Regions from separate parts of the Homo sapiens genome. Here region 2 is linked to region 1. A link is an interaction called in ENCODE POLR2A ChIA-PET data of the cell type or tissue named here. Cell type or tissue: endothelial cell of umbilical vein. All regions are shown on one strand. Each heading gives the region's core, and the rest is flanking DNA. Links, peaks and the distances in the headings are about the cores only.

Region 1 (3,513 bases), core at 495-2,994:
GGTCAGGAATCTAGGGGTTATGTCCTCAGCTTTAGGGTATCTCATGAGCCACAAAGTGTTGGCAAGGACTAGGGTCTTTACAGAAGGCTTGACTGGGGAAAAACCTGTTTCTAAGCTCACCTATTACTGAACAGGATTTAGTTTCTTGCATGCTGTTGGACTGAGGGCCTTAGTTCCTTGTTAGTTATATCAGAGGCTGCTCTCAGTTTCTTCAATGTGGGCCTCAACAAATGACAGCTTGCTTGCTTCATCTAAACCAATTAGGGAAAGATGTGGCTAGCAGATGGAAGTCAGAATCTTTTGTATGTAATAACGAAAGTGACATCCCCTCAGTGTTGAGGTATTCTATTGGTTAGAATCAAATTAAGAGGAGGGGAGCAAGGGAATGGATATGAGGAAGCCAGATTATTGGGCTCATCAGAGTCTACACTGCCACAGGGGCAGAGTATATTTACTTCACAAGATGGTTTTGGAGATTAAAAGAAGCAATATGTATTAAAGTTTTTTATTTTTGGTCTGATCTTAAACTACCTTTCTGGTTATTACCTGTTAGTTTTTTTGCACAGGAACAAAATTTGCTATTGCTATTATTACTAATATTGTTTACTATTTCCCATTTTTTTCTGGTTATCTAGACTTTGTGGAATGCATTTCTTCTATTTGTAATGATTACCTCCAGCAATTTGACTTGTAAAATTGTATTCGTCTTCCGGGATCTATCTGAAATGCTTTTTCCATAAACATTCCTTGATTCATTCTTCTCTGACCCAGAAGTCATCTCCCTCATCTGATCTCCTGCAACAACTTTGCACGACCTTATTACGGCATTTGTCAGTCTGCCTTACATTTTTCCTTGTTACTTAGATTATGAGCTCTCCAAGGGCAAGGATTGAATCTTAATCTTTTCTGTTTCCCTTAATCCTTTTCTGTATTCTGATGTTGTTATAACATCATCTTTTAAACATAGTAGGACAATATTTGTTGATTAATGAATTAGCTTTTCCAAGGCTTAGCAGTTTAATAACTTGTAGAGACAAATGTAAGGGATTTAAATGGCTGTTGTTGTTTTATATGTTGTATATACCAATATTTCTATCACCGTAGGGAATGAAGTGTTTCACATAAGTTAATTTTACAGTTAACTACAAATACTTTTTATATGCCTAAAGTGATTTTATTTTAACCACTATTCATTTATTCATTCTTTTACTCATCCATTTTTTTCAACCAACAAATATATAGTAAGAATTTATTATGTGAAAATTTCATATATTAGGGATTTGGAATGAAAATCTTTCTAATCTCTTTTGTGTACTTTCCTAACTTACTAACAGTAACTTACCTTATTAAACGCATTTATCTTCTTATTTTGGACTCAGGCATAGTGTTATGAGTATCAGATATTGAACTATATAACACAGTTATACATACAATAGGAACTGTTAAACTATGTAAGACCCATTTGCCTCTACCCCAAACTATATTACTTTGGGGTTCTAAAACTACATTTTCGTTTTTTATCCTTTTTTTTTTTTTTTTTTTTGGTCACAGTTTGGCTGTTTGTGGCTAGTTTTTAGCTCTTAGTTATTTTCTTCTTCTGATCTGCTGTATGCGGGGAAACCAGGCAGCCAAATATACTATTCTGTATCAAGTGTGAATGGAGACTCTGAGTGAGGTTGTTAGTTGCATGTAAAGTACATGAGCTAGGACTTGAAATCTGTTGTAATACTTGAAATGAAGTTTTAAAATTTTCTTTTAAGTTACATTTCAGAGAGTTGAAATTGACTCACGAGTTGCCTTATAAGTCACATAAGACTTCCGAGTAAAGTCAAGGGTTATAGTACATACAGTTCAACTTTTTAGAAGTTTAGCTTCTGATACTGTCTTAGTATTCACAGATGGCTGCTAAATGTCACTATTTGTAGATCTACTTTGTCAGAAAAAAAAATGATAGGTGCCTTATAAAGCAACACAACAATATCTGGATATGAGTGTGTTTAAAAGGCATGTTATGGAATGGGATTACATATTGTTTGTCACATATAATGAACTGAAGTAGTGAAGTCAGCCGATTTTATTTTATCAAAAGGAAGTTAACTCATTGCCCATCATTGTTATCTTCAAAGTTTTTAAAAAAGAATTATGATTTCTCTTTAGATTCCTTATTTGATTATTAAGTAACTCTGGCATTATGCTGATAACCATTTTGGTCTCTAATTCTGTGTCTAATCTTGTGAATGTTTATTTAGACTATAAAGACTAACAATGGTCTAATTTAACTATATTATTTTGTAGTTATGTCTTTTGGCAAGGATTCAGTACTATATAGGACTTGGATTTTTCCATTCTGGATATTTTTCAGTTAACTTAAATTTTTTTTTTTCTAGGTTAAAAAATGGCCATACTTTAGTAACTAATCAGCCTAATGCTTTGCTTATGAAAACTTTTACCATCATTATTTTTTTCATTTTGGATTGAGAAAATGAATCCAGATATAGAAGAAAGTGCAGGATGTTGGATAAAAGTGGCTCTTAAACAGTGGAACATCCAATAACTAATTTGCAAGAAGTTTTAAAGAAATAAAATTGTTATGCTTCGATTTTGGTATGGTATTGACTCTTTAGCACATAGGTAGCCCTCAAAAAAATCATCCAGTTTTCTAAATTATGGAAATTTTGTGGAAGACGTTGACCTGGATTTTGAGCCTCATCATGGCTTCATCGGAATTTCATAGTGACCACAGGCTTTCATACAGTTCTCAAGGTAGGATTCTTGCTTTTGAAACTGACAAAAAATATTGCTATTAATTGGACAAGAAAAGATTCTGCATATTTAGTTTGGGTGGATAGTTTTTTTTGGGATATGTAGTGATAGGAATAGAGGCCTACTGTGTCAATTCGGTATTAGTTTCATAAATGTTAAGGGCTATGCGTCGTTTAACTTGTCCTACTAGTATTTAACATCCCGTGGATTTTAGAGTTGACTGGTCTTTCTTGGAAAATGATAGACCCCAGGCCTTGTTCTTCTGAAACTTAAACTTTAATAAGCTTGTTCATTACTAGAGTTTATGGGCAAGGACATGTTCAAAGAGAATCCAAACATTTATGCTGTGGAAGAAGAAACCAGATAAATTATGATACAGGACCCTTTTAATATGGACCCTTTGTGAAAAAATACTTTTGCAAACCTGAGAGTTCTGATCTAAAGACTAGAATCTGAGTGTAAGAATGAGAACTGTAAGAAGTGCAACTTTTCACATTCTAATCTTTATAATTTTAATCTATAGAATTGAGCTTTATATCGTAGAAATGATCTTAACAAAGCAGGCCCAGGAGTAAATGTCATTTTGTTTTCCATGGACCAGTCCAGTCCTTATAGAATTATTGAGAGGCATACCTTTTGGATTTCCCTCCCATGAATACATAGTAATAGATAATTTTTTGGTGCCGATGAACCAGATTTTCAAGACTATTACAGATTGATGTATGTATCTAGAAATCCATGTTAAAAAGT
Region 2 (2,984 bases), core at 485-2,984, 190 kb after region 1:
ATATTTTAGAATTTTTGAGAGGAGATACATCTGGTGTTGAAAAATCATGAAATGATTCCTCTTTCAACTAGCAGGTCTCTCATGATGTCAGGAAAGATTTTAAAGAACTACAGAATGGGCCAGGTGTGGTGGCTCACGCCTGTAATCCCACCACTTTGGGAGGCCGAGGTGGGTGGATCAAGAGGTTAGGAGATCAAGACCATCCTGGCTAACATGGTGAAACCTCATCTCTACTAAAAATACAAAAATTAGCTGGGCGTGGTGGTGCACGCCTGTAGTCCCAGCTACTCAGGAGTCTGAGGCAGGAGAATCACTTGAACCCGGGAAGCGGAGGTTGCAGTGAGCCGAGATAGTGCCACTGCACTCCAGTCCAGCCTGGGCTACAGAGGGAGACTCCATCTTAAAAAAAAAAAAAAGAAAAGAAAAGAAAAAAAGAAAAAAGAAAAAAAAAGAACTACCGAAGGATCTATACTGCAGAAGTGATCAGCTTTCCATCTCTTCCACTTGGCCATAAAGTAGTCATTGCTGGGTTACCAATGATTACATCTGTAGTTATGAAAAATCTTGCCTGAATTCTTAGTGAGTAGGTTCATTAATATACATGTTAGTTATGTTTGGAAATTTACATGAAAATTTTTCTGTTTTATTTTACTCAGGGCAACATTTTTCACTATTATTCTTGCATATCATCTTTTCTTATTTTTCAAGTGTTCTTAAATTCCTATAGAAGTTGTGAGGAGGTTGTAATGGCTGTAAATACAAAGAACAAAACAGTACAGTACAATATACAGAGTAATATAGTTGTATAATGCAGTATTCTATAAATGATATATAGTTTCTGGTATTTATGTAGTGACTTTTTTTCTGAGCTACTTCAGATTGAGTTGATAAAAATCATAATTATTGGCCAGGCACGGTGGCTCACGCCTGTAATCCCAGCACTTTGGGAACCCAAGGCAGGTGGATCACCTGAGGTTGGGAGTTCGAGACCAGCCTGACCAACGTGGAGAAACCCTGTCTCTACTGAAAATACAAAATTAGCCAGGCGTGGTGGCACATGCCTGTAATCCCAGCTACTCGGGAGGCTGAGGCTGGAAAATGGCTTGAACCCAGGAGGCGGGGGTTGCAGTGAGCTGAGATTGTGCCACTGCACTCCAGCCTGGGCAACAAGAGCAAAACTCCATCTCAAAAAACAAACAAACAAATCATAATTATTATATAATATTTTATAGGTGAGGAAACTAAAAATACAGAATGTGATATACCTACTCCAAAGTAAATAAATAAATAAATAAAGTCCTAATTGATGTCAGTTCTGTTTTCTATTAGGAATAGTAATTATGTTAATGAAACACAGGTAGCAGATGTATTTTGTTTTACAAGACACTTGTTATTAAATTTTTATCAGGTAATGTCTGTTACTAAAAATCTTCTCTAAAGTCCTGTCCCCGTCTTTTTTGGGGGAGAGGTGGTCGGGGGACCTTCTCTAAAGTCATTTTTTAGGGTCATAAGTTATCAGATGTCTGAAACTCTTGAGTCCTGGATTTAAGTGAATTTCTTTTCTTTTACCTTATATAAAAAGATAGGACGTCTTCAAGGTACCTGCAAAGCTAGATTCTTACCAGATCATCTAAAAATATCTGCTAGCTCTGTTGTAGGTTTCTAAGGGGCCTTGGATGATTCCTGGATGAAAATACATTGCAAATAAAACAGCAGTATCAGTATGTCCAAGAAATGTTTCTTTGGCTTTTTAGAGTAATAAGCTCTTTCCTGTAAAACTCTGGAGAATCTGTTGTCTCTTCCATTTTCCATTAATCTCTTTTTTATTAGAAAAGAATTACAAAAACTGAATTATCAAAAAGCATACTGCAGTAATAACAATAAGTTTAAACGTAGGAAGGAAGTCACTAATGAGCCTATATAATGTAGGGGCTGTGGGTAATCTTTTGACTGCTTCCCAAAAAGCATAGATTAATTCAAGGCTCAGCCTCAGCTTTAGCTCTTTATTTCTTTATTCTGTCACTTAAATCAAATCTCAATTATTGTTTTCCAGTACACTTAATGGTTCAGTATAGGTTAACAATATCCAGTACATAATTTACTGTTAATTATTAAGAGCTGATTGTTCATCTACAGGTAGATTTAAGACCACAAAATCAAAGAAATTTTATAGACATCATAGCTTTGTTTATTTATGGGAAATTTTTATTGTCTATGAAGTTTGTCACTGTTTACATAGACTTAAATGTTAGCACATAAATGCATAATAGTGTGTTGTACATGTTACTGCTTATTTTAAATGTAGAACTGAAGAATGTTTTATCAGTAGGCCATATATCCTGAACCATAAATGGGAACACATGAGCTAATACATGGTGTCATGATGGATGGAACAGCATATTTTTATCAGAATATTTTAAATAAAAAAAAATCTGTTCACCATAAACTATTACTATGACCTAAAATTGACCATTAATAGATTTTACTCAGTTTTGGGCACTTTTTTCAGCGAACAGCAGCCAGGTTGTTCTTGTAAACTTCAGACAGCAAAAAGGTATGACAAGCATGCAAATTGTCTTTTATTTACCTGGCACATGACATTCAATAAATGTTTTCATTTCCTCTATGAACCTCTGTCATCCGTGATAACATTTCGGTATAGCTGATAATGCTGGTACTGCTTTAGGAGAATCTGAACCTTTTGTACTTTGGGGAGCATGTTAAGATATTCCAAGGCGCACATACTGACTCAATTTCACTCTTCAGTCTCAGCTCAAATGCCAGTTTCTCTTCCGACAGGCCTTCTGTCTGATCATTCGCTATTAAAAAGGCTTTCCTCAGTTACTCTGTTTCACATTATACTGTTTATTACTTTCATAGCACTTTTAGAAATCCATAATCATGTTGCTTATTTGGTTACTTATTAAGTGTGATCATGTAAATGAGGCCTTTTCTAACAACATTACTTAATATTGTACATCCAC

The links. ChIA-PET counts read pairs that join two places held together with the same protein. Peaks named below come from ENCODE experiments on the same cell type or tissue, not always from the same donor. Only the 100,000 strongest peaks of a DNase experiment are listed, where the experiment ranks them.
Region 2: POLR2A ChIA-PET joins it to region 1 with 5 read pairs; 7 of 35 experiments call an interaction of 5 or more read pairs at or near these places.

What each region holds. Positions count from the first base shown.
Region 1 is chr5:65,472,827-65,476,339 of GRCh38, reverse strand. ADAMTS6 (ADAM metallopeptidase with thrombospondin type 1 motif 6) reads left to right here. Exons shown (of 25, transcript NM_197941.4): 2 at 2,388-2,763. The coding sequence starts at 2,667. Among named protein-coding and RNA genes, the nearest start is that of ADAMTS6, 7.3 kb to the left of the region's middle. In endothelial cell of umbilical vein, for the core only: no CTCF peak of the experiment used is centred there; DNase peaks (open chromatin) are centred at 909 and 1,959; H3K27ac peaks cover 2,500 bases.
Region 2 is chr5:65,285,751-65,288,734 of GRCh38, reverse strand. The region is part of intron 11 of ADAMTS6 (ADAM metallopeptidase with thrombospondin type 1 motif 6); the gene reads left to right. Among named protein-coding and RNA genes, the nearest start is that of ADAMTS6, 190 kb to the left of the region's middle. In endothelial cell of umbilical vein, for the core only: no CTCF peak of the experiment used is centred there; no DNase peak of the experiment used is centred there.